Linked DNA regions of Homo sapiens: regions 2, 3, 4, 5, 6 and 7 are each linked to region 1. Evidence: chromatin loops called from intact Hi-C (ENCODE). Cell type or tissue: endothelial cell of umbilical vein. All regions are shown on one strand.

Region 1 (4,000 bases):
CCAGAGAACCACTGCTTTGGGCTGAATTTTGCCTCTCTCTTTCATTTATATGTTCATTTGTTTGTTTGTCAGCACACAAAAGCCCCTCTTAATTACAACCATCTATCAGGAAGGCATTAATGTTGAGTGCTAGTTAAATGCCCTTCTTCCTCACAGAAGGCAGCAAGGACATCTGGGGTGGGGCAAAGTTCATAGTCAACCAGAGGAACTGAAGAGGAACAGAGAAGAAAAGTACTGGAAACAGGGAGGCTCTCCCCACCCAACAGCCACTGCTAAAATTTTTTCAAGTTGTAAATAGATTGTTATTTATGCAGATACATAAACATACAGATGCCAAACATGCTCCCTCCATTATTTGTGTTTACTTAAATACACTAAATTTCACTTCCTCTGGGAAAGTTATTTCTTGCACTAAACTGTATAACATTTGACACCTACATGTAATACAAATATGTAGGTATCAATTCGATCAATTTAATAGATTTCAGTCGATTAAACTGCAAACTTGTTCAATATTTATTTGATATAAAATCTATAGCCCTTGATTTTTATACAAAATCCCTCCCCAAGTTATTTAAATCTTTATTTTGCTTTTGCTTAAAATACAGACCAACTATTTCCTGGAGCTAATTAACCAAGGCCTGTTACACATGTTGGAGACTTGACAAATCATTTGCTTTCCCTCACCTCAATTATGTCAGAACCTCTTTAATTTAACTTCAAATTATTGGCATTATTATAAAAATTATGAATTCAATCAGAATTATCTCATTGTTAATATATTGTAACATATTAATATTGTATTAACATATCTGCATTTATTAACATATTATGGTTTTTAATATGATAAAACATAGTAAACATTTCTAAAATTTTTCACCTATATCCATCGCAAAACTTAAATTTCATTACTTTTCAGTATGTTACAAAATACAACTTAACATTGTGGAATAGCCTGAATTTCTTACGGCAAAATTTTCTTTGGGTCACTGAATTTAATTAAAAGAAGGTAACAAGCTTGCACCTAAATACACAGAGCATGTTTAAGACTGTCTTCATAATGCTTAAACACCTTCTTAAGAATGAACAAAATATGCAACACCTTATTTGTGTACATGATCTTTCTAAAAATCTCTTTTCACACACTGAATCAACTGATTATTTAGCTTTGTCATAGTAATGATATTTTATTTTTTGATATATATATAAAACCCAAGATAAAAATAAAAATACTGTATATGTATATATATACATAAAGAACCTCTAAATAATACTTCTCAAGAGTAAAGACATCTGGGTATGCATAATTTTGAAGTTTAGTCGGGTAGTCCACAATATGCATTGTTCAAGTCTTTACAGTAAATCATATGTTAACACCAAAGTAAAATTTCATTGTAAAAGCAAGACTAAGAAAATAAAAGTTTAGCAACAGTTATAAAGTTCCAAATAATTTTAATGTAACTTTTAAGTTTGAAGGGGAGCGTAACTATTTACTGATGGAACATTCCAAACTGCATCGCCCCAGGGCTGAGAGGCAGCGCCATTACCTATTGTAGTTTTCTTCCGTCTGTCTCTCACTGTCTAGATTTTGATTTCAGATTTGTCACTTTCTCTTCCAGAGCAGTACACTTTTTTGACAGTAGAGGGCACTTTGAATTTAGAGAAAGCTCGAGAAATCTCTTCCTGAATCTTCATTCAGAGAGCTTTTGTTTGACTATAAAGAAATAAAATACAATTTTAGTCTACATTTTAAATGATGCATATTTTTAAACTATGTGATGCAAAAGTTTGTTTCTTTTATATGAATCAGTTTTTCATTTTGTTATTTTATAAAAATACTGTAATATGAATTTCATGCAATATTGCTGTATCTAGAAAAGATTAATGATTTAATAATATAACAAATTATGATCAACTCATGAGTCAATAAATCTTTGATTTTTCTCTAATGAAAAGAGACAATAAGGGATAAAACCCTATGTATACATTAAGTGAAACCTCAAAAAAACCACCAAAATCCTAAAATCAAAGAATAAAAATATAAAATATCTAAATGAAATCAGACACAAAAATTATATTAACCCAACTCACCACAGATATATAAATGCTTTCTTCTTCTTCTTTTATTGAAAAAATATTCTTAATGAAATATAAATTTGTATTTAATCTTATATATCATTTTATAAAAATTCCTTAATAGTACATTGGAAAAAACATTACAATGATCTATCTGACAATCAATTCACTTGTCTTTAAGAAATTTTTTTCAAATTTTTATAAAATGCTTCAAAGTGTTGCTGAAATTTATGTAAAATAATTTATCTAAATGTAGTATAATTGTTTTTCTAATATAAATTAATAACTTGATCACATTTATTAATGTGACTATACAATCTTACTTGTAAATATTCCACTCCATTTCAAATAATCAAAATATAAAATTAATGCATTTTGAAATTTCAAAATAAACTGTTACTTCTTTAATATTCTTTTGTTACCACATCAAATAATTACCTCTTCAAATTTAAGGCACTAAGTTCTTTAACATTAAAAAAAAAAAGTGTTTCCCCATTTAATTGAAACCAGTTACCCTAAGTGTACAAACTGAAAATTTGAAGTTTAACTTATTTGTTTGGTCCAACCAAAAATGCATCTACATAAGGATCATTGTGAGTCTAGTAGTTTCTGGCCTATGGAGAAACCCCCAGTTTTGCCTTTAAAGAGTTTATACTTAAAAACAGAAGAGGAAAAACATAAATCAATTTAATTTTCCAGCAAGTGAATAATGTGCCTAAAATCCTCGTGAAAAGCCCAAGTACATAAAGAAATACATAATTTAATGGGAGAGCTAAAGTTAACGTATATGAAATATTATAAGCTTTTGGATAGAATTTAGCAATCATTATAAGATAACCTTACTGAAGGTAAACAAGATGGCTCTAAATGCCAAAAAAAAGTACAATCAGTTTTGCCTAAGTATTTAATAGAAAGAAATCTACACTTTTAAGAAAGGTTTGTTGATATTTGCTTATCTAAATAAGGAAAATAAAGTTGAATGCTTCCACTCACCCTAACTTTCAAAAATATGAGAAAAAATAATATAAAGATGTATGTCTCACATATGACCTTGCCCTGTGTAATTTTCATAAGTGAAAAGCAAATAAACAGCAATTGTCACTATTCTAAACACACAGCTGCGTTCCATAATATTTATCCTTACTCCTTCCCTCATTTATTATTGCCGGTAAATTATGTATTTGTCACTAACACTAGCTGAATAGATTTGAAACAGTAAGTGTAACAGGCTCAAATGGACAGTGCCTATTATCTTTTCCCTTTTCTCTCCTGCCCTTTTATGGCCTATAACTTCATTCAATCTGTAGCTACATTTATGTTCCTTTTACAACAAAAAGGGTCATAATGCTGTCTCTGATAATACTGAAATTGCCTAATTTGTTCGTCTTCTTTCAACGCCTTGGAAATGGTCACCCTCTCCAGTTATGCCTGGGTTTGTCCCCATCAACTTTGAAAATTAAGGTCCTGTTTAGTCACTGGCAATCGCACCACCAAAACGCCTTCGGGCATTTTGTTCAGCCAACAGGGTGATAGAGGCCGAAGAGGCCCAGGTCTGGCTGGCTCAGGAAACGCACTCCTGAAGCCGCAGGCCCACCTACTACTACTAGAACAACCCCGGGTGTCATTCGCGTGCCTCTCGGTGCGGTGGGGGCGGACAGTTGCGCCAATCCCCGAAGCAAGGGAGGGAGCAGCGGGTCAGCTGACGCTGAGAAGGCGCGAGTGAAGGAATGAGAAGAATTTGCTTGCTCAGAAGATGGGAGCGATAGGGACTCCCTACTCTGACTCCTGGCGCGGACAGGCGTAGGGAAGAAGTCGAGCCTCCCCACAGCTGTTGCCACTCGGGCTGTCGCCGCGGCGGCCGCTGTTGGCTGCCGCGCCGCTGGGACTGAGATGACTGTGGCTGGGCCGGCCACGGCAGCTGCTT
Region 2 (4,000 bases), 530 kb after region 1:
GATTATTTGAGTTAGAGACTACATCTATTAAACAGAGAACTTGCTTCATGTATTGTTTCTTCAAAACGTGCTGTGAGTACTCAAATACATTACTCTGAAACAAGTGTTAATATGTTAACTAAAAAAACCGAGTGAAGTTGTGAACCATTCTTTTTTTCCCCCACAAGCAAAATAGATTTCACTTTACATCATTATGGTTGGATAGTGGACAGTAAGAATCAACTACCAGGGGAAAAGAGCAAAGGGGAGATTTCAGGTCCCAAGAGAATATTCTGGGGCATTAGTTTCTACAAATAAACATTGAGTTATGTCAGGAATGTTATGCAGCCGTAATGCTGTCCATCCTGTATTCCCAGCTTTGTGGCTGGAAGCACCAGTTCAATGTTCTGAAATTTCACAGTCGTAAAAAATTCCCTTCTCAAAACGCCAACTTAATTGGAGTTAGTTATAAATTATCTTTGGGTGAAGAAATATGAAGAAACTACATTAAAATAGAGGATTGGGAGCACTAAGTCCAAACTTAACCTCATGACATACTAAGTGGAATGTTTCACTGAGAGTACAGAATCTGATCACAGTTTTTGTTTTTTTTCTTCATTCCTTATTAAAGTGAAACTTTTATCATTTTGCTCCATCGTTCTGATCCTGCAAAGAGAGATTTGGAAAGAGAATTAAAAAATGCTTCTCAACAGTAAAGTACTGGAAAAATACTGAAGAGTTCTAAATATGATTCTTATATATTACTTTTTTCTTATAAAGACAATAGAATGTAGTGGCTAAGACTATAGAGACAGACTACCAAGCTTCATATTCCAGCTCTAATATTGGTAGGCGAACATGGATAAATTGTTTAAACTCTCTAATCCTCAATATCTAAACCTTTAAAATAGTTAACAATAAATGTACATGTGTCATAGAATTGCTGTAGCCAGGAATTAAGACAAAATATGTGAAATTATTAGCACAGTTTCTGACATGGAAAGTACTCCACAATTATTAACTATATTTAATTTGACATATTTATGAAGCATTTTCTATGTCCTGGGAGGTGTGTTAAATGCTAGAAAAACAACAATGAGCATTAAAGGCATGGTGTTGAGACTGACAGAGTTTTTAATCTCATGAGAGACAGGAACAAACAGGCAGTTATAAGTCATTGAGATGAGCATGATGATAAAGATGTTTCAAGGTGCTGTGAAAGTATAGAGAAGGGACACCAACACTGCTTCAAGAAAGATTTATGCTGGTGGTGTCCACATAAAGGCCAGAGTAGAATGAATAGGAGTTAACTAGGTGAAGAAATGGGAGACGTGGCAGGTAACCCAACTCAGACAAGTGAATAATCATGAGTTTATTAGTTCATGTTACTAAAAAGTCTAGAGGGTTTCAGATGTAAATTTATTAGAGTTCTAATTTAATTTCCTTCTTTTTTTTTGTCTCTGCTTTGAGTTTGTTCTGAAGGTGGATTTTCTTGTGGTAGCAAAACAACGGTCAGTTTTAGACATTGCATTTACACACCCAAAAATAGAAAATAATTTTTTCCCAACTGTCAATCAAAAAGCACAGGATTCATTTTGATTGACCAACTTAGTTTATGTGCATATTCCTGAACCAATACTTGGACATTGGAGATGGAGTCACAATAAATGGTTTGGGCATTCACAGTATTCTTCTGGAGCTGGGGTCAACAGCATCCAGAAATCAAGCTGCTACTCAGTAGAAAAGAATACATCCTGGGGTGGCAAACAACAGCGCCCACTAGAGGCTACAGGATGAGAGACATGGTACGTTCCAAGAGCTGGTATATAACTTCAGTGAATCTAAAGCATCGTGTATGAGGAGACTGGGAATGAATGACGGAATTAGAAAAGCAAGCAGATACCAGATGACACAGGTTTTGCAAAATATTTTAAGAAATTTGGACTTCTTTCTGATATAACAAGGGAAGATGTTTTTAAGCAAGAGAGTCAACAATCATGATTGTGAAATCTAGTGCAAAGAGTAGATCAAAGAAAATCAAGATTGGCCACTGGAGATAATACAGGAGGCTATTAATTCAAATGTTAGTTAATGTTGGCTTTAATGGGTGATGGCAGTGGGAATATCGAAAGATGAGTATAAAGATTTATTCCAGGAACAGAATTGGGAGGACGTGGTAGTTGATAGCTTTCTAGGGCTGAGGGAGAAAGGGGAGTCTAGGATAATGCCCATACTCTCGGTTTGGGCAATTAGCAGGTGTTCAGGCCATTGACTGAGATAGGAATGTCAGTAAGAGTAATAGGTTTGGAAGTTAAACTAATACTCTTCCTGTGGAACATCTAAGTGGAAATATCAATATAGATGTAAAGCACGGGAATGTTATATGAGCTTGAGATATTGTAAACACCTTGGAAATGATGAGACAATCTAGGGAGCACACAGAGAAAGAGAACAAAAGAAAATTCAAGATGAAAATGGCAGTAGAGGATGCTGAAAAAGTAGGAGCCCACAGAAGTGACTGAGAAAAGTTAGCCAAAACTCAGTGAGCCAATAAAAGAGAGTATTTCAAAGTTAGGAATGGTTAATTCTCTAATGCAATAGAGATGAAGTAATAGAAATCCATTGGATTTAGCAACAAAAGTCAGTGGATATTTCAGGGAGACTAGTTATAGTGGAGGGGTAAAAATTAAAGCCAGACTGTGAACTGAACCATCCGTGGTAGGTGAGTAAATACAGATGTAGATATAGATGACTCTTAATTTGGCCATAAAGGATTAGCTGACAAACAGTTGAGAGATTTGCTATTATTACTGTTTTTTAAGATTAAAAAAACCTTGAATAGTTAAGTGTCATAAGGAGGGTATGTAGATGAAGATTTATCTAACTAGCTTAGAGAACCAGGCACTGTTCTCAGTATTTTGTATATGTTAACTTTTCCTAACACCATAAGAATCCTATGAGATAGTGCTATTATTGTCTACATTTGACATATGAGGAAACTGAGGCACAGAGATTAAGTATCTTTCCCAAAGTCACCAGCTAGTAAGTATATAGCTGAAATCAAACTGATGGTAGCCTGACACTGGAGTCTGTGCTCTTAACTACTATGCTATATTACCTTCCCTGGGTTAGGTTGCTTTTACTTTACTCTGCAAGATCAAATTAATGGTAGCAGTAACATGTATAGCAGAGAAAGGAAATACATTTCTGGTGAAGCAGAAGGGAATGAGATTCAACTGCAAATGAAAGAAAACTCAGGTAACTTTGTCCTAAAGAAGATGAAAATTTATTTTTCTGTCATGTAGAAGTCTGGGTAAATAGTATGTACTTATGTGGCACCACTTTTAAGTAACCTGATTTTCTTCCATATTGTTGTTTCATTGTGCATGGCTAAAAGCCTCAAGGTGGAACTCTAGCTAGCCTTGTGGTAGCCAATATGTTAACTACTGGCCAAGTGGTACTCTTGAGCACTTGAAATGTGGCTAGTCCAAATGGAGGTGTGCTATAAGTGTATAATGCACATTGAAACTTGAATACTTAATACAACAAAATGTAACAAATCTACATAATTTTTATATTAATTACATGTTGAAGTTATACTAATTTGGACATTCTGGATGAAATGAAATGTATTAGTTATTAAAAGTAATTTCATCTGTTTCTTTTTACTTTTTCAATGTGACTAATAGAAAATTTAAAATTACTTACATGGCTTGCCTTTATGGTTTGCATTATATTTTTATTGAATATTAGTGCTCTAGACTTTACATCTAAGTTCCATACAGCAATACGGAAAGAGGGAGAAGATTACATCCATTACTTTTAAGGATGCTTCCCAGAAGTTATATAAATTTCTGCTTTCATTCCATGGCCACACTTAACTGAAAGTGTAGATGGAAATTACAGTCTTGATTCTGGATGACCACATGCCCAGCTGCAATTGTGTAGTTATGTTAATTCAGAAGAAAAGAAAAGTGGATGTTGGAGGACAATTAGCTGGCTCTGACACACTCCAAAGCAC
Region 3 (4,000 bases), 1.1 Mb after region 1:
CTACTTAGCCACAAAAATGAATATTTACATAATTTTATGAGATTTATTCTGAAGTAATCACATATTATGCTAATGGAATGTCATTCTGTCAGTTTTCTTTTTTTTAAATCAGTGAAGTCTTCTGGTACTAAACAATTCGTATTTGCTGGGGACATTGATCACAAAATAAAAGAAGTAGGGAGGATATTTTATATAGCCTTTGGATAACTCCAAAAAGAGGCAATTCAAAAGGACGCACTAGTAATTTAGCAATACTATGGAATACCTTTCCAAAAAGACTGAATCTTCACTCCCCACCATTCAGTTCCAATATACTATACACATCACATACATACATGCACACCCACACAGACACACAGCAGAAGAGGCAACAGAAATCCCAAAGCAAGTTGTGTGTCACAGAGAAGCCGAATCACAGAACTTTTAAAAATGTGTTCAGAAGTCTTCACCAGTTCCATAGAATCTCTGTTTCTAGCCATAGCCATTAAAAACAAAACAAAACAAAAAAAACATTTTTGAGAGAAGAGAGGAGAAAAGGCTTTAAAGTAATGTTTTCTAAAGAGCCGTTAGTGGAATTCAGGAGAAAGAAGCTTTAGTGCCCTTTTAACAATAGGTGGCATGGGGTCTATACAATATTGCTAAATCATATTTCATAGAAAAAGGAAAATTTAATTTTTACAATTCCTGTATTTCTTATATTAATTCAGGCTCATAAAATCATTTCTGCCAAAGTTAACTCTAGTCAAAGCACAAGCTGCCAAATTATATTTAATAAAAAGACCAAAAGAAAACCAAAGTTTCCAAAAGCTTATGCATTAAGATCAAAAGCTTATGCATTAAGGTCATTTCTAATACACAAATGTGAAATCACGAATTACTTACTGGTATAATTTGAAAGTGCTTTATTTTTTGTCCATGACTCATTGACAGTACGAAAGTTTTGGGGTTACTCTGACTATCCCGTACCAAGAAAACTCTAAAGAGAGAGAAGGAATTTCAATGTTTCTATATTTACTCATGGATTTCATAGAACTATAGCATTAATAAATCCAAGAAGTGTATGCATAAATGTAGCTGGGGACTCCTTTACTATGTATTCAATGGGTGGGATTATCCAACTTGGCAATCAATATGGTATAATATAATCTGCACTATAAAGCTGTCATCACTGCTACTGTAATTTTAATAGGCTAAATACACAACCCATTAGTCAGATTGTTTGTTTGATCACAATAAACAATACACTGTTATGTCTGCATCAACAATTGGTGCTACGTTCTCTTTGCACTGGGAAACTGGGTATTCACATGTAACTGTTTTGCCTAAAGATTAAGGCATTTTCATACTGTTATTTTACCTTCTGGGTCATGTTAAGTTTTGAAAGAAGGTAAGAATTTAGAATGAATTTTTTTTTTTCTTTTGAAACAGGGTCTCGCTCTGTCACCCAGGCTGGAGTGCTCTCGGCTCACTGCAATCTCCGCCTCCAGGGTTCAAGCAATTCTCCCACCTCAGCCTCCCAGGTAATTGGGACTACAGGCACATGCCACCAAGCCCAGCTAATTTTTGCATTTTTAGCAGAGACAGGGTTTCACCATATTGGCTGGGCTGGTTTCGAACTCCAGACCTCAAGTGATCCGCCTGCCTCGGCCTCCCATAGTGCTGAGATTACAGGCATGAGCCACCACGCCTGGCCTGAAATTTTATTTTATTATAACCCCCTCTTCTATACTGGATACCCTTTCTTTTGATTCTGGTTTCAACTGTTCATACACAATAGCAAGAAAGAAATCAATATATTGTTTTAAAAAAATCTTGAAATTATTTATTAAATATTTAAGCAAAATGCTTTAAGTAAAAAAAATCATCCAAAAAACACATACTTTAACCTTGAAGAATGCAGCAGAAAAGCCTCTATAATGTCAGGCTAGAAAAACAAGACATGGCCTCTAACAGCCTAAGAGAAAAATGCTGCCAGAAGTGGATTCTTATTCACTGGCAGTGCAATGCAAAACCAGTTTTGTATTAACTGCTGGTAAATACACCGTGTAAATGATCCCCACTGGTGAATCCAATATGAATCTCACTGTGCCTGGGCAAAGAGGCAGCCAAATTTAAAGCATCACAGATGTCTGACGAGTTTATCCATTTCATTTGTGCTGTGTGAGATTCCGACATTACATCACTGGGAAATGGGACAAAAGGGCGTTTCACTGGTAAATCAAGCTGTAATTCTTTTCCCATTCCCAAGTAGATCACCACTACCACCTAGTGGATCACTTGGCACCATCACATCTCTCCAAAAGAATACCAAAAATACTAAAAATAAGATAGTATCTTTTTTTATACGATCATTTCATTCACTTTATAAATACTGGGCTCAGAAATAAAGAAAATTACAATCTTTCAAAACATTTTAATAATTCTTTGTGACTCATTTATTTTCTTGGTTTCATCAGATTGTAATTCTACTGATTGTTCAAATTTATTTCCAAAAAGACTGCATTCCATGCAAAGAAACGTATTAAAATATCTTATTTACAGTCTGGGGAAATGCTGACTTCCTATTAATAATCTTCCATGTGAAGAAGCATTGTTATCCAAATTTCAGTATTAAATCACCTTGAAATCTTGTCATGATAATGACATGATTAGCCAACTTTTGAAGATAAAAGATCCCATCACCACTTGTTTAAATTGATAATGATTTCATTACTCATCTAAACCACAATACAACCTCCCTCATTTGTACTGCATTTGGAAAGGGAATTCAGCCAGTATTATAGAAAGTATCTGAAACACTGAGTAATTTGAGAAAAATAAAATTCTTCACATTATAAATCTTTCATAATACATTTTATATTTCTCTTTTGTATTCCATGGTACCCCACTAAAAGACAACATGAGAAACAGTTGAAAGGTACTCTTTTCACGGATCTATATTACTTTAAGATGTTAAAATTTAGAGAAAGGACAATAGGGATGTAAACACACAAAAAAATAAGTGTTCAAAACACTTAAGAAACAGCTTTTTACTTAATACATGTTGCATCATACCTAAAAAAATACATTTGACATAATGTCATAATATAAACCATACTTCGAAATCATATGTTCAAATCAAAATATTGACACTTAAAAAGAAGTTCATTTTCCCCCATCAATTGATATCTGAGATGCTAGAATCAGGACATAATGGGTAATATTAGTGATCACTGGTTAAGAACAAGATACTCTATTCCGTTATTTGTCCATTTATATACAAATACCAGACACACACTATGTACCAGGTATAATATAGATACTGTTAGAATACAGTGATGACCTCATTTATAGAACAATGTCACTTCTGTTTTATGATAAGCCCAAATCAAGAACTCTTTGTGGCTATGGAATAAATAATTTCTGCTTATAGGAGAAATCCAATTCACAAGTACTCAAAATTAAAAATACCAAACTTACCCATCCACAAGTCCTTGCTGAATAATCAATCGCTGAGCCTCATCTCTAGAAATTTTGTGGTGAAACCATGGCTGGGACCGGTGGATAGCTAAAGAAATAGGATGGATGAATGCAAAGCTTTGTTTGAGATGACTGCAATTTCATTACATGTCCTTTCCATGTCTATCCGTCTACTCAGTGGCAATGACTATGAACAGACATACCCATGTTTGTGGCAGAGCTCTGTGAAGAGGCAGTGGGGCTACCGTGAGTGCCCAGGCGTAAACATCCTTTTTTCTGAGCAAGGAAGGAGAAAACAAATCTCAAGTTTTTAGGTGAAACAAACTGAAATCATAAATATTTTGAAGCATGTGAAGCTACTTGTACCCTCCAAGCGAGTCCTTCTTCAACCGCAACTGAAAGGGCTTCAGTGGGATTTTCTATAACTCTGCTTTTCTGGCCTGAGAAGTCCATTGCTACCAGGGAATTCTCTGATATACTTCTCTGGAAAAAAGAAACACATTTGAGTTATGAAAATTTCTTTGAAAGTTATCTTTCAAAT
Region 4 (4,000 bases), 1.2 Mb after region 1:
CCTTGTATCTAAATCTTGTCCACACGGCTTGTTTCTCACACCCACCTATATAGTATGTCCTGTGGAAGCATCACCTCCCAGGACACAATTCATCACTAACACTCTTAGTGCCTCCTGCAGCTCTCTGCTGTTTTCAGGATTTGCAATTGCCCAAGGGGTGTATGAGTACGGACGGTGGCAGCAAGCATCCTGATCATCTCAAGGAACAGCCCTGGAGCAGCAGCAGCAGTTTGCGCCATGCAGTCAGGCAAGTGTAAGAGGCAGGTGTGTCTCCCGGCCTGCTGTCAGATAGATGGAAAGGGTGATTCTACTTCACAAGGCTGAGCATGGGATGCCTCCAACTGCTTTTCTCTCTCCACTCTCCCTGGACAGTGGCACTACGTTACCTATCAGTCAGCTTGGACAGCTCAGAGTTTTCATCTTTATTGCCATAAGTATTTTTAAGAAAAGGCTGGGGTTTTACTTTCCTGACATTTTTAACTAAAATAACTAAGCCCTGGAAGATACATAGCAGTTAGCCAAGTAAAGATGGACAGGAAGGGGTTTCCTGTGACTCTTAACATCACAAACAAGAAAACTGAGTAGAAACTGTAGTATATGCAGGCATCTGCAGGCAGTTCTCTAATGTATAAACTAAAAGGAGGGAGGGGTGAGACATTAAGACTGCAGCTATGAAGGGCAGACAGGTCACAAGATGCTACAAGCCCCACAGAGGACCTTGGATCCAAATGCAAAAAGAATCAGGTCTGCATTCAGATGGATAATGTTGGTACTACCAGAGGCAGGAGGACCAGTTGTGAGGCTAACATAATACCTGAGGGGAGAGATGCTCGGACCTGAATTCATGTAGCCGAGGCTATAAGAATATGTAGAAGAAAAAATCAGCTGAATCAGAAGCAGATTTAGTTGTGGGCACTTACTATCTTTGCTAGTTACATATTGCCCATTTCCGGTCTGTGCGTGCCACCAGGACACCATGTCTCCTGAAAGCCCAGAGGGTCAGGGCACATGGTTCTCTTTATGGAAGGAAGCACAGTGCCACATGTCCCAAAGGCTTCACAATGATTTCTGCTGTGATGAGGGTGGTCACAACTCTGATGGCTGGTATGTTATAAACTGCACAGGAAGTCCAACTACATGTCAGCTCCAGAAGAGGAAAAACACTTGTACTTCCTTTGTTAAAAAAAAAAAAGAGCGAAGGAGCAGCTTCCAAGCAGGAGGCTGTGAACCATTCCCTCACTGTCACTGTGCATCGCTTCTGTCTTAAGGCGATCACGTGGGCATAGCTGCACACATTAAAATGGTTTCATTAAAAGCCTCCAGTCATTCATTTTGCTTATTAAAGCCACTCCACAATGATATTCACAATGGAAATCTCAGCTGTCCCTAGCAATGATACTAAAATACAATTAATTCCTCTTCCCGAGGAGTCTGTAGGTATGCGCTTGAGGTATTGTGTTAATTGCCACTGCTTCATACCATGGCTTCAATTAGGAATCAGAATGGGAGCAAGACAAACATGGATCCCATTAAGTTTCAGAGGACTTGAAGCTAAAGTTTTTCCCCCACCCTACTCTTACATTGATTATAACAGCACAGAGGATTCTATCTGGGGAACTATAGTGACATCCAGTGGCTGTGAAGCAAACCACACCAGTTGCAAAACCTGGTTTACTACATCATGAAAGGAGAAATATTTGTTGATGTGCTGACATTTTAAATTCAATGTCTGTCAAAGTGTGTGTACAAGTAGAACCATATAATAATATGATCCAAAATCAGGCCATTCAGAGATTCATAACAAAATCAAGATATTTAGTTGTCTTCCATGACTGACTCTGCCTATTAAAATTCTCAGCAGCCATATATTAATAATTACAGGTAGAGGATATGAAACATGGACATTGCATTCAAAGTTCCAAACATAGTATTATTATACAATTCATGTTTTGTACAAATTCAAAAACAGGTAACTTTTAGCATGATTCTCTCTCGCTCAGCCAAAATAAATATCTGGCTCTGCTATAAGGTGAACTGGGTTGGCTCAGTTCAATCTCAGTAATTTCATTACCACCTGGGTTAGGAACGTTTATACGAAAGTTTTCCTGGTGGTTTGCAATTTAAATTATAGCATTCCTGAGAGAGATGTAGAGTGAGACAGAGGCAAACCGACCGCAGAATCTCAGGAACATTTGCTTGAAATATTGTGGTGGGAAGAAACCAACTTGCTTCAGTGGAAAATGCAGATTACAGAATCTAATGGAATCTAGATCTTTGTATTCCTGCATGTAAATGGATATTAAAATACATACTCTATGCACACTAGTAGTAGCTATCACACATATGCATTTATATTAAAAATACTAATAACGGTCGGGCGTGGTGGCTCACGCCTGTAATCCCAGCACTTTGGGAGGCCAAGGCAGATGGATCACTTGAGGTCAGGAGTTCAAGACCAGCCTAGCCAACATAGTGAAACCCCATCTCTACTAAAAATACAAAAATTAGCCAGGCGTGATGGTGCACGCCTGAAATCCCAGCTACTCAGGAGTCTGAGGCGCAAGAATCACTTGCAGCTGGGAGGCGGAGGAGGCAGTGAGCCAGTATCACATACTGTACTCCACCCTGGGCGACAGACGGCGACTCCATCTCGGAAAAAAAAAATACTAATAAGATTGAAGTTTCCTTTGCCACAGAAAATTTAACTCTGAAATTAGACTTCAGGTTCAGGAACTTACCACATTTTGAATTTCAAGTATTCCCCCTTCTGCTTTTAGTAGCTTGTGATATGGTTTAGACAGATGAGAAGCAACGATAGTAGCATATGTATTCACAACTCGGAATGTCTCTGAAACTGGCCTAAGCTTATCTTGGTCACTAAAAGTGAGCTAAAGTGCAGAAAACCCTCAACTCTCATCTATCCTATAAGTCAAAATATCCTTACCTATGAGGCCTCAGGATCTCACAAACACTAAATCTCATAAACAGACCACGTGTGAAGATGGTACAATGGCTGCATGTACAGCTAGTAGAAATGACAGATAGGTGGGGATCATTCCAGGGAGCCACAGGTAGTCTGATGGAAAAGCAAAATAAAAGGTCAAATCTTGCATTCTGGTCTCCTTAGTAGTATACTTTTAAAACTAAATCACATCATATTCTTCTCTGACTCAAAGACCTCCCCTTGCTTTTTCTCTCACTCAGTGTAAATGCCAGGCCCACTTCTTGGCCTATGAGACCCTACACGATCTGGTCCTGGGGCAACTCTGTGATGTCCTCTCCCATTACCTTCCACCTTATTGACTCCACTCCAGGTGCAATGGCCCCTAGGCTGCTTCCTGAACACAAGCACACTGCCACGTCCAGGCCTTTCCACTTGCTGTTCCCTCTGTCTAGAACAATCTTCCACTTAATTGCACAGCCTGCCTGCTACGTGCTTCATTTCTCTACTCAAACATCACTCCGTCAGGGAGGCTTTCTCTGATGCCTCTTTAAAGTGCATCTCCCAGCTGGTTGTGGTGGCTCACACCTGTAATCCCAGCACTTTGGGAGTCCGAGGCGGGTGGATCATGAGGTCAGGAGTTCAAGACCAGCCTGGCCAAGATAGTGAAACCCTGTCTCTACTAAAAATACAAAAATTAGCTGGGTGTGGTGTCAGGCTCCTGTAATCCCAGCTACTTGGGAGGCTGAAGCAGGAGAATCACTTGAACCTGGGGGGTGGAGGTTGCAGTGAGCTGAGATTACACCTCTGCACTCCAGCCTGGGGAGCAGAGTGAGACTCGGTCTCTAAATAAATAAATAAAAAATAAAGCACATCTCCCTTCTGCTCTAGCACTCACTCTCCCTCTTTCCTCCTGCTTTCCCTCCCCAGAGCTTATCATCCTCTACGGGATAACAAATATTAGGCCTTGTTTCCTGTCTCTCTCCCAGTGAAAATGCAAACTCACAAGGGCAATACTTTTTGTCTGTTTTGCTCATACTGCATCCCCAGAATCTACAG
Region 5 (4,000 bases), 310 kb after region 1:
TATCCTGGCTAACACGGTGAAACCCCGTCTCTACTAAAAATACACAAAATTAGCCAGGCGTGGTGGCACACACCTGTAGTCCCAGCTACTCGGTAGGCTGAGGCAGGAGAATCATTTGAACCTGGGAGGTTGCAGTGAGCCGAGATCAAGCCACTGCACTCCAGCCTGAGCGACACAGTGAGACTCCATCTCAAAAAACAAAACAACACAAAAAAAAGTTCAACTGTTCAAATACATTTGAAAATCAGTAATTTAGGAAATGCATTGCAGTTGAGGAGGAGTTACAGAGCTGTGAGATTGTCTGGCAAAGCTACCTTAAATATTTTGCAAAATTTTATGTTCTATATGCAATAAGACATGTAATGCTTTAAAAAATGAGAGCTAACCTTTATTAAAGCAAATTCATATTGTTGATACTCTGCTGGTGGCCACTGTCTGACTCAAAGAGCTACAATATTGGTAGGGCCTCTAAACTCAGTTCATTCTGTTTAGGAGATAAAAGACTTTTGAAAGCAAGTCATTACATCGTGGGCAAATGTATTTATGTTGTACAACACCGTACCATGTTATTGTTAGCACCAAAGCATTCAGCAGGCTAGGGTTGCCCAAGAAGTTTCTAAATGCCAATTTTAAAGGACATAATTTAAGCAAACCTTATACCTAGTAATAATTGCTTCTTTCAAAGTGAACTTAGGATATTCATTGATCAAAATGTGTACAGCTATCTTAAGGACATCTGCAATTACTGTTGTCATACCTCCAGTTAGGAAGTTCAAATGCTTAAAACTTTGTTAATGACTACTTGGATATGTTTGAATGAAGGTCACCTGCCCCTCTATCCGCAGCTCATATACAGCCTTTTGTACACATAGCTCGGGGTCCTTTACAAAGAACACTAATCAAGAACAAAATAACGTTGTAGCAAATAATCTTGTCACAAATTCCATTACACTGTAAAAGCTAAATAAAAAATAACAGCTTTTCTGCCTGTATTTAAAAATTTAGATCACTTAGTGTCAGGCAATTCACATAAGAGAATTCCATAAGAGAGGAAGATGACAGGACCATATCCATTAACCAACACACACACACACACAAACACACACACACACACACACACACACACTTTCACTAAATAAAAATGTTAAGAATCAATCTAGAAAATTAGTATTCTACTTAGGGATAGGATTTTTCTACATAGTTTTAATATATCCTACCAAAAAAAACTAGATAAACTGACTGCTCTGAAGATACCTATGAGCAAATACATTCACCCAAATTTAGGCAATAATAGAGTATTTCTCATTTAAACATTTATACAGTCTAAATTTTTGCTTAGGTTAACCAGCATATGTTCTGCTAAAGAAGTTTATGTAGTTTTTCTTGTTTAAGAAGAAAAGTGTGAATGATTCCCACTCCTATCTGTTGGGCTTCACAAATACACTTTGAACTTCCATAATCTTATTATAATCCATAATTTATCTAAAATGTCTGTATTTGCTGAATAATTTTCCCTGGTTTCCGTCCAAAAAAACAAAACAGAAAAACCCAAAAACCCTCATTTCTAATCATCATTCCTGATTTTTAGGTAAAACAGTAACAACAACCAGAAGTTGTCACTTAGTGCATGCAGGAAATGACCAATTACTATAGCGTGAGGAATACTGTTTACTCCCATTCTTTCACTCATTCAACATCCTTAAAATTTGCCTAACACATGCAGGACAGTGTAAAAATGATTAAGAGAGAAGATTTGGAGCCAGACTTCCAGAGTTTGAATTTTAGCCCTACTACTTACTAATCATATGACCTCTGGTATTATAATTCACCTCTCTGGACCTCAGTTTTTTCCATCTGTAAAGCAGTACCTACCTCATAGGATTATTGTGAAGATTAAATGAGCTCATCCATGTAATGTGCTTCAAATAATGACTGGCATATAATAGGGACTCAATAAATATCACCTCTTTCTATCATAGTTTAGGCCCTGTGTTAGGTATTAGGAATGCAATAGTAAATAAGAATAGGCACATGCTCCACCCATGCTACACATTCACTCTAGTTCTTGAGTTTATGCACTATATACATTTTATAATATATTAAAATATAAGCTTGCCACTTATATGAAAAGACAACGAAAAGACCTTAAAAATGGGGAAATTTTTGAAATTAAAAAAAGTATTTTGGATAACAAATTGAAGGCAATATTTTGCTCTGTTTAAAGTTTAATACATTGTTGTTTCTGTTAAGGGGAAAGTTATGTGACAATAACATTATCAATTTTCTCCAGAAGCCAATTATGGTTTCAGCTTCTTTTGTGATTTATTGATTACTTTAAGGCATTAGTATTAATATTTTAAAGTACTAATGCTAATGTTTTATATCAGAAAGTCATCTATTTTAAGCATACAATTTTAAAATATTTATGTGATCTTAATCTATTCAGGGTAACCCCATCCCCTCACCAATGAATCTCTATCTATACGATGGAAGTCAGTGCAAACAACAACAACAACAAAATATTTTGTGCAACAGGAATTTATTTTACAGGACTTTTTTTAAAAAACTTTTAATTTTAGGTACAGTTTTAGAGACACTTAAAAATTTTTTTATTTCAAAAATAACAGAAAAGCAATAGGATTTTTTAAAAGATCTATGCCCAGTGTCATCTAAGTAATCCCTGGTTCTGGACTTAAGTTTGCATGAATGTTTTGCTAAACTGGAGCAAAGCGCTAATATGAATATAAGGATAATTTGAAAACTAGAGTAGCCAGGCCTCATTTTGAAGAAGTGAGAATCTGGCTTGACCTATGAATGAATAATCTCGAGGATTTGGAGGAAGATGGAAAATAAGAGCTTCCCCATATAATTTTATTAACTATTATTTTTATTTCCCCCTTTCTATCACTGATTTCATTCCATTTCTAGAACTATCATGGAGCTTGCATTTCGGAATCTTGGACAGATTGCTATGCAATATTTAATATACTATATAATTTTATTTGTATTTGAAAGAAGACATTTTGGAATGATCAAAAGTGCTTGTTAAATTGTAATTGTTTATAGGCAAAGAACCTCATGTTATTTGGCTTTAATTTTGATACAGTACTTGGCACCAACTAAGTGCTTAAGAAAAGATACATTATTGATGAAGATGTTGACATACTAATCAGGTTTTCACTCATTTTCAAGACCATCAATGCTGGACCCTAGATCTATTTGTGTAGGGTAGTTGGAACTCTGATCCCACTTTCATTCCTGGTATTATTAACTGGAGTGTTACTCAGTGTTCTATTTAACTTGTAAGCACCAATAAGATCAGGATGAAATGGATTGGGATGTTTCTGTAAAGACGAAGGGGAGAGGCAAGGAAATAAACATCCATTCAGTGCTAGACTCTAGGCCGAGTTATTTTTCATAGGCCAGATTTAAAAATAACTAAAAGAATAGAACTGGATTGTTTATAACACAAAGAAAGGATAATACTAGAGGTGAAGGATACCTCATTTACATGTGTATGCTCGTATCAAAATATCTCATGTATACCATAAATATATACATACCTATTATGTACCCACAGAAATTAAAAAATTTAAAAAAAGAAGTTGTAAATGTGAAAAAAGAGCAAAATGGTGATTTTATTCCCAAAGGAGGAGCGTACCAGTAGGAGACTGACAAACCATAGAGGGCACTTCAGCCCGGGATGGGAAGTTGAAGCAAGGTCCTTTAATGTAAACCACCTTTTATTGTAAGACTTTAAGCTAAAACATTCCCCGTGTTAAAAATGTGTGTTGGTGTGTGTGCATGCATACATGTGTACATACTCAAGAGACGTTTTATTTTATTTTAAGAAATGGTTTTCAAGCTAGTAAATAAATACAGTATTTCGGGCCATGACCTTCTTTGAAGTTGAAGTAGCCAACACTTGACAAACCGTTTGACTTTTGGAAGCAGTTCATATGCCAAATAGTTCCTCAACATTCATTTTACAAACCTCATA
Region 6 (4,000 bases), 210 kb after region 1:
TAGTGTTGTGATCCAAATTTAAATCTCTTTTGCTTTAAAAACAAGGCCAAATAGCAAAGGCTCCCCTACTGTTTGTGCTCTATGGTATAACATCTCTTGATTACTCTGACAGAGTTCCAGTCACAGGTTGTGAGTCAGAAAGAGGATTTTCAATGTCCAGCAGCTAAATGTGTCAGCCATGACATTTCTGAAAGTTCTATTTTTATATACAGAGAGAAGGAAAAATCACTTCTTTGTATCTGTCCTTTGCAAAATTCTCAGTTTAACTCCGGCTCTAGATATGTACAATAGTGAATGCATTCTTAGTTAACATGACAAGCAACTGACATTTTTCAACTGGAATAATGCATGTAATGAAAAATAATCTACACAAGTTTGCCTCTTCTGCATTCTTATTCCCTCTTTCACTCATAAAGCCTGTTAAAATGCAGTTGAAATAATACAAAATGCAATTCAAATGTCACTATTATTCTAATCCTTTTTTTCTCTCTATTATACAGCTTATCTAAAAATGTTGAAATGTAACTTGCTTGAGTTATAATATTATGTGAATTAAGAATCCGTATTGTTTGGAAGCTCTTTTTAATTGGTCTACAGGGAGGTTTTCTGTATATATTAAAATGATTGTATGTCTGAATTATAACGAACTTACCTTTAAACTTCTTTTGTGTTTAAATACATATTAGAGGCAAAACATTTTAATATTTCTTAGGACAGGCTTTATTGCTAAAATTATTGGCTTGGCAATCTTGGCAGGAATGGAAATTTCTGATTGGCTGTCATATCAATGTCAGTAAAGCTCAGGAAGTGCATAGCTCTGGCTGTTTTCCTTATTTTTATTTATAAATTCCATTTCATAACAGCAATAAGATGCTTCAGGCCTTGCAGTACTGGGGGATTATTGCACTTGTCAGGTGGTAAAAATCACTGGCCCCTCTGCCTTATGCCTTGGAACACCACTAGAGGCATGGATCACTGAGAAATGCAATTTCTGGAATCTCTTAATGCTTTATTATGACATACGTAACTTTCAATATAAATTATTTATTTTGAAGTTTGGGGGTGTCATAAGAGTATCCAACCAGTAGCTAAAGAATGAAGAAGAAATAAAAATGTAGATTATGGAAACAGAGAAATAGTCAAGCAGTGGCCATCTTACAGTGAACCCTGAAGGATACGAAAATTTATAATTTAGTATATTTAATATTAAATTGAGAGGCTGGGCTATGATTGGTATATATATGTATATTGATCTAAATGGCCTTACCATAATATCCTAAGATTGTTTTCTTCCTTACAAATGGACATTATGTTTATGTCTCCAAACATGCATGATATATATTGCAGACATAAATGCATGAAAACCACATTTGAGAAAATAAAACTTCCATACACTAAAGGAAAGTCTACATACTGTTTTCTTCTATTTAAAACATTTAAAACAAATACTATGTGATATAATTAGCATAGTATCCACTTAAAAATATTGAAAAGTATACTCTTGAAAAATTTAAGCAACCTGATTTTTTAAATAAATAAAATGTAAAATTCAGACTTAAATTATACAACAGTGGATAGAGATTTAAACTTACAGATTAAATTTATATTTCTAAATAATTGTTTGAAAGTAAGCTTCTATTTCTATATTTTACCAATTGTTCTAAATAACAATGTAAACTGAATGAGGTCAAATTATCTTTTCAGGGAAAGAATACCAAAGTTTTCTTTGGAAATGAGCCAGTTTTAGGTAGGGGGTGTTTATGGCCTAGGGAGTTACTGTAGCAATAGAAAAAGATTAATAATTTGCACATGTGAGATTCTTGGAAGGCAGGATACAGCTGTAAAGAATTAACCCCTCTTGAGAGATGTAAAAACACAGAGCAGCTGAGAGGAGACCTGTTGGGAGGGACTAAAACTATTCAGGCTACAGATGTCCTCAAAGAGAAAGTCCATTTGGGAACTGACAAGCTTTTGTCTTTTCTTATAAATGGGCAGATAACTCAAACATTTTTTTGAAAAACAAAAGGAACCAATTGTGACCAATTAAAATGTGTTATTGAAATATTAAGTAAGCACTATAATGAGTTGTTTCAAGAAATCAAGTACTGTACTACAAGGCTTTGCTCATAGGATTACTCAGAATGGAGCCACTTTGGTAAAGGACGAAGGTGTGTGTATTCACAGATGATGCCCTATGCCTCTATTGTCCCAAAAAGTCACTTTATTGTCTAATAGAAGATTCATTTTCCAGAATACACAAATTAAATGCAAATTAAAAAGAAAAAGTAAACATATCAAAACATTTTGTCAACAGATAAACAAGAGGTCCAAATTTCATTTTAACTGAAATTTGTGATTATTTTTTGTTTCCTGGGAAGGAAGGCTGTTATGCTTCAATGAAAGAAATCCAAAACAACTTTTTTAAGGTTCTTGAAACACAGGTTTAAAGAATGAAGATAGGACTGAAAACATTGTATGAAATCTCCTTGAAGTAAATCTCATTTATCATTCCAATTTCCTTCGAGCCTGAAGAAGAGAGGGGAAACTATACATACCTGACGTAATATATAATTCAGTACCTTAGTATTTCCATCAAAATAATAGGTCAGTGATTCTCAAAGTGTGGTCTCAGTTTCCCTGGGGGGAAGTCTCTAAAACTATTGAGGTCAGGCTTGTTTTCTTTTTTTTTTTTTCTTTTTTGAGATGGAGTTTCGCTCTTGTTGCCCAGGCTAGAGTGCAATGGCACCATCTCAGCTCACCACAACCTCTGCCTCCCGGGTTCAAGCGGTTCTCCTGCCTCAGCCTCACGAGTAGCTGGGATTACAGACATGCACCACCACACCCAGCTAATTTTTGTATTTTTTTTAGTAGAGATGGGGTTTCTCCATATTGGTCAGGCTGGTCTTGAACTCCCGACCTCAGGTGATCTGCCTGCCTCGACCTCCCAAAGTGTTGGAATTACAGGTGTGAGCCCCAGCGCCTGGCCTAGGTCAGGCTTATTTTCATAGTTAATATTAAGATATTGTTGTTTTTTTCACTTCAATTATCTCATGAGTGTTCAGTTGACTTTCCAGAGGCTACATGACATACAATGATATCATCACTCTTGTGGCTAATGGAATGTGTGCTTGTGCATTCTTGTGTTTTCTGGAATTTTCTAGATAAGCTTTTTGGGGTCATCAATAATTGTTGAGTATAAACTTTAAGATTTTACACTAGTAAAGTGAGGCCAAAAAGTTTAAAATATGGTCACCTGCTTCACCTCACAATAACATCCTTACCTATGTCTGATGTTTTCAAAGCTGCCTGCATATTGTTAAACACACTGCAGTTGATATTATCATGATTAAGGAGTACATATCTCTACTACATATGTTTCAAACTCTACCCTTAGCAGCAGAACCTTTAAAATCAATGAAATACAATATTATGTGTCAACAGCAGATGAAAAAGATAAAAGTAGAGCTGCTTTGGAGAGGGGGAAGCACAGATCTTCCTGGCTGGCCCCCTGAGACTCCTCCTGAGCTTCCTTGACTTCTGCAGAGACATTGTAAAAACCACAACATTATCATTGTCTATATATTTTTACTATCTGTGTGGGTATTTTTCTATACATAGGATTTTATTTGGTTTCAATAACAATCTTGTGAGGTATAAAATAAGAGCTATTATCACACTATAAAGACAAAGAAATCAAGAAGCTGAGAGATGTGAAACGAATTATCCAAGGTCACACACTAGTAAGTGACATGGTCAAGGCTGATACCAATTTCTTCTGATTCCAAGTCCAGAGACCTTTTCAGTTTACCATTCTGCTCTATTTGTCATTTTAAATTGCTCACAAACTGAAGACTCATTTTTATAATCATTTTATATTTAGCTCCTTTCTTCCCAAAAAACAGAGAAGGGAGAAGGACCTCTTTATTCATTCTGACTTTTCTTCAAGAATCCTCTTCTAAAACCTTAACTTGACAAGATCCTCCATGAAAATAGGATTCAC
Region 7 (4,000 bases), 190 kb before region 1:
GAATTTCTGTGCTGTACATCTGTCTATATTCCTTGTAATAGTGCTTCTCTTTTTTCACAAATAAGCTTCCTCCTTGCCTTTTGAAGCATCTTTTGGGCAAAATTCTTTCTCAGGTGCTTGATCTTCAGCTCTACGAAATCCCATTGCTTTTTCTTAAGGGTTTCTGGCACAGCAGGAACCTCCTCCTTCTCTTTGACACCCTCCATGGTTTCAGCCATAAAACAGGGTGCTTTTCTTATTTTAAAACATATCCTCTGTTTCCTCCACATTAACAAAAAAGAGATCTGATTCCTTTTTATCATTTTAATACTATCTAATATGAATTATATCAATTTCAACACTCACATTAACCAACCATGTTGTGTTTTGTTGAGACAATGTAAAATTTTTATTTCAGGCTTCTATCAATATATATTTTTTTAATATTGACTCGAATATCTAAAAAATTCTTAAAGTTTATTTCAAAAGTTTAGTTATTTTAGATGGATAGGTAGTCAGGTAGATAGACTAATTGAAGGCTTATAAAATTTGTATCTTCTTTTGGTCACCATCTACTTTGAAATCTCTGTTCTGTTTCAGTTTTCTTTTAATCCAGAGTATTTTTTTGGATATGGTAGATTGGCACTATAATTTATGGATCATTTTTCATCCTCATAGTTTTGCCTTTTCTGGAATGTTATATTGCATCACCCTAGAAAGAAAACTCAAAAGATCTGGAAACCAGAGGTCTGTGTTCAAGCTATCCCTTTGCTAAAGTTCTAATTTGTACTTCCCTTTAATTTATGGATCATCAGTGTGTGTATACATCACAGCTCTCACTCTCAGGACAATTTCCAATGTATTCCATTTAATTATATCTTGATTAATTAGGTATATTTCCCCTCTATAATCCTTCTTCTAAACAATTCCCTGCTATCTAATTAGAGATGCCTAGAAACAGGGCCACCTCTACGGTCAGCAGGACATCAGGCAAATATTTGATACAGGGTCCTTTCTATATCTGCAACATGATTTTAAAATGCCTTATAATACTCATGGGTTTATATTAGGCATAGAGACTTATCATAAAGATGGTTTTTAATAGTGGACAGAAATTAGGCACTTATCAATTTATTTATTTTCCAGTTAGTGCATACAATTATTTTTTATGGTATCCAAACACCATCTCCTTCTATTCAGGTTCATGAATTATTTTGTGTGAGTTGTCAAATGACCATACAGGCTAATTTCATATTTTCCACCTTCAGAAAATAGAGGACATTATTGTTATTAACCACAATGTTGTGGCTTTTTAGAATCTGTTTGTATTAAAACAGTATCTTGCCTCTGCAAAATCTTAATACCATTGACTTAATGCTGGTCACATTACTACTTATGATGGTACATCATTCATTATGCTGCAAATGAATGCTAGTATTCAGTGGCTCTCTAAAAATTATAGCTAAGCATTACTGACAATTTCCCAGAGTATTCAGGAAAATATGAACAATTATTTTCTAGTCATGTTAAGTGTCCTATTGGAATTTTATAGCATAAACTACACATCTTCCACCTACATAGTCCTCATGATACAGTAGATTATAGTCACTGCATTCCTAGAATTTGATGTCTCTCAATGCTGACCATGCTGTTACCTTTCCCACACGGCCACAAGCAGGGAGGATAAGCAAGAGTCCACATGCAGAACAAAAAGAGCATCCCATTTGCCCAAGGTATATACATCCTTGAGTGTCACAGCTTAGTATTAAACTAGGAGAGCATGATGTCACCCATTGATGAAGACAAGAGGTATCTACTGGAGGCCCATTGGCATTGCAAAGTAACAGTCTTGAATGGCCTTAGAGAAGATAAGTATGACCACTTCTAGAAGACTGCCTGACACATAAGACGGAGCCAGTGAAGCAGGTAGAGGGATAGTCACAAACTACAAATATAAGGATACAGATCAGTTCAAAGTAAAATGATTGATAGAAAAAGATATACCATGTAAAAAATAATTGAAAGAAAGTAGTGTAGCTCTATTAATATTAAAGTAAAACTTAAGGAGAATAACTAGAGATTAAAAAAGAGATTTCATAATGATAAAAAGTCAATACAGTTGAAAAATACAACAAAATAAATGTCTATTTAATAAAATATCTTTAAAGAATATTTGAACCATGTGCTTGCAAATAAAATATGTGATTATGGAGTTATCACTGAATATGCCCATAATGTTTTGAAAATAGTGAGCTAACTTTGACCTTTTAAGTACTTGAGAAACACATTTGTCACCCACCTCTCCGCTGGTCTGGTTTCCCATTCCCCGAAGTGAGAACTACCTGCTTGAAATATACTCTGAGGTTATTGACTGTAATTCATGTAATTGCCACCAGATGGTAGTGGTTATCTGCTTAAAGTGTACACTGAACAATTAAAATTTCACAAATGTCAATATCAAGCAAAGGTATGGAGAAAACAACCACTTGCCCTTTAACACCGTAACCTAGTTAGTTGTACAGAATGTTTTATTTTACAAATACTTTAAGGACTTAATATGTCAATCTATTAGGAATCAAGAGGTGATACAACTCTTGCCTTCAAGGAGATTATGAACTAGTGGAACATACTGATGAGTCTACAGGGAATGACAATATTGTGTGATAAGAGCCTTGAGAAAAGAGAAGGATTCTATATAGCATACAAATCTGATCTGACTGAGGTCAAGGCTTTCTGCAAGGCATGGTTCTCTATAATATATGACCACTACCATCTGGTAGAAGCTATTGATTGCAGGCAAAGTATCAAAGAAAATTAATGAATAGTAAGAGTTAGCTGGCAAAATATATGAAAAGAAGAGTACTCCAAAAAGAGAAAAAACAAGTGCAAAGCCCCAGAGGTTTTGTGTGAGTGTGTCTGTGTGTGTGTGTCTGTATGGTACTAAAAATGATTTATGATGGCTGAGCACACAAAAAACAAAAAAATCTCAAATAATTTAATTAAGTTATATGGAAATATAACCTGGAACAATATTTAAAAATTGCGTAAGACCCCAGACCCTGACTATTTTGCAGGTACTTTTTACCAAACATTTAAGGAACGCATACTTACTACTTATCACTCTTTATAAACTTGTTCCAGCAAACAGAAGATGCAAAAAAGGATGATGGAATATCCAACTAATTTCAAGAGACTAGTTAAATTCTATTACAAAGTCAGATGTAAGAAAAAAAAATAAAGCTTATAGATTTAGAATTTCCAGGTTCTGTTCTGGTGCATAAGGAGCTTACAAGTCATTACTGCATCCTAACATATAAAAAGCTGAACAGACTAAAGAAATCAACAACTCATTTTAGATCCATCAGAGAAGTTTGATTACAGAACAAACTACTACCCTCCAAAATTAGCAAGATAAGTACAAAGAGAAAATCACAACTTAATGGCCATAAGCAGAATCCTCCCCTAGAACAAGTACTGGGGTAGGAAAACCTGAACTGTAATTGGTAAGTTGCTTTGGAAGCCTGAAGTAGAGAGCCTGAGAGATAAGTGCTCCAGAAGGACCCGGTCATGGGAAGGTGGGTGATATGGTTTGGGTCTGTGTCCCCGCCCAAATCTCATGTCAAATGGTAATCTCCAAAGTTGTAGGTGGGGCCTGGTGGGAAGTGATTGGATCATGGGGGCTAATTTCCCATTTGGTGCTATTCTTGTGATAGTGAGTGAGTTATCTATTATGAGATCTCATAGTTTAAAAGTGTGTCTCACCTCCCCCCATCTCTCATCTTCCTTCTGCTCTGGCCCTGTGAAGACAAGCCTGCTTCTCCTTTGCCTTCTGCCATAATTGTGTTTCCTGAGGCCTCTGCAGCCATGCTTCCTGTATAGCCTGTGGAAAAGTGAGCCAATTAAACCTCTTTTCTTCATAAATTACCCAGTCTCAGGTAGTTCTTTATAGCTATGTGAGAACAGACTAGTACAGTGGGGGAGGTCATACTTTTATGAGTTTTAACTCTACCAGGTCTCACTG

What was found. Hi-C counts contacts between places; a loop is a spot of excess contacts. Peaks named below come from ENCODE experiments on the same cell type or tissue, not always from the same donor. Only the 100,000 strongest peaks of a DNase experiment are listed, where the experiment ranks them.
Region 2: a loop joins it to region 1, with 13 times the contacts of the local background. A loop is called at or near these places in 15 of 110 quality-filtered maps.
Region 3: a loop joins it to region 1, with 2.2 times the contacts of the local background. A loop is called at or near these places in 8 of 110 quality-filtered maps.
Region 4: a loop joins it to region 1, with 3 times the contacts of the local background. A loop is called at or near these places in 4 of 110 quality-filtered maps.
Region 5: a loop joins it to region 1, with 4 times the contacts of the local background. A loop is called at or near these places in 5 of 110 quality-filtered maps.
Region 6: a loop joins it to region 1, with 9 times the contacts of the local background. A loop is called at or near these places in 2 of 110 quality-filtered maps.
Region 7: it touches region 1 in a loop (9-fold over the local background); 4 of 110 quality-filtered maps call a loop at or near these places.

The regions. Positions count from the first base shown.
Region 1 is chr2:163,344,540-163,348,539 of GRCh38, forward strand. No RefSeq gene overlaps it. Among named protein-coding and RNA genes, the nearest start is that of FIGN, 390 kb to the right of the region's middle. RefSeq lists an enhancer at 3,440-4,000. In endothelial cell of umbilical vein, a CTCF peak has its summit at 1,630 (motif pointing right); DNase peaks (open chromatin) are centred at 1,642 and 3,672; H3K4me3 peaks cover 163 bases; H3K27ac peaks cover 1,437 bases.
Region 2 is chr2:163,877,162-163,881,161 of GRCh38, forward strand. No RefSeq gene overlaps it. Among named protein-coding and RNA genes, the nearest start is that of FIGN, 140 kb to the left of the region's middle. In endothelial cell of umbilical vein, a CTCF peak has its summit at 1,754; no DNase peak of the experiment used is centred here.
Region 3 is chr2:164,493,549-164,497,548 of GRCh38, forward strand. It overlaps GRB14 (growth factor receptor bound protein 14), which reads right to left. Exons shown (of 14, transcript NM_004490.3): 10 at 3,826-3,942; 11 at 3,663-3,735; 12 at 3,460-3,547; 13 at 883-976. Among named protein-coding and RNA genes, the nearest start is that of GRB14, 130 kb to the right of the region's middle. In endothelial cell of umbilical vein, a CTCF peak has its summit at 2,247 (motif pointing left); a DNase peak (open chromatin) is centred at 2,153.
Region 4 is chr2:164,536,822-164,540,821 of GRCh38, forward strand. The region is part of intron 3 of GRB14 (growth factor receptor bound protein 14); the gene reads right to left. Among named protein-coding and RNA genes, the nearest start is that of GRB14, 83 kb to the right of the region's middle. In endothelial cell of umbilical vein, a CTCF peak has its summit at 1,628 (motif pointing left); a DNase peak (open chromatin) is centred at 1,600.
Region 5 is chr2:163,651,264-163,655,263 of GRCh38, forward strand. The region is part of intron 2 of FIGN (fidgetin, microtubule severing factor); the gene reads right to left. Among named protein-coding and RNA genes, the nearest start is that of FIGN, 83 kb to the right of the region's middle. In endothelial cell of umbilical vein, no CTCF peak of the experiment used is centred here; a DNase peak (open chromatin) is centred at 1,668; H3K27ac peaks cover 851 bases.
Region 6 is chr2:163,551,969-163,555,968 of GRCh38, forward strand. No RefSeq gene overlaps it. Among named protein-coding and RNA genes, the nearest start is that of FIGN, 180 kb to the right of the region's middle. In endothelial cell of umbilical vein, no CTCF peak of the experiment used is centred here; a DNase peak (open chromatin) is centred at 1,803.
Region 7 is chr2:163,153,102-163,157,101 of GRCh38, forward strand. It overlaps the pseudogene RPL7P61. Among named protein-coding and RNA genes, the nearest start is that of KCNH7, 320 kb to the left of the region's middle. In endothelial cell of umbilical vein, a CTCF peak has its summit at 2,372 (motif pointing right); a DNase peak (open chromatin) is centred at 2,420.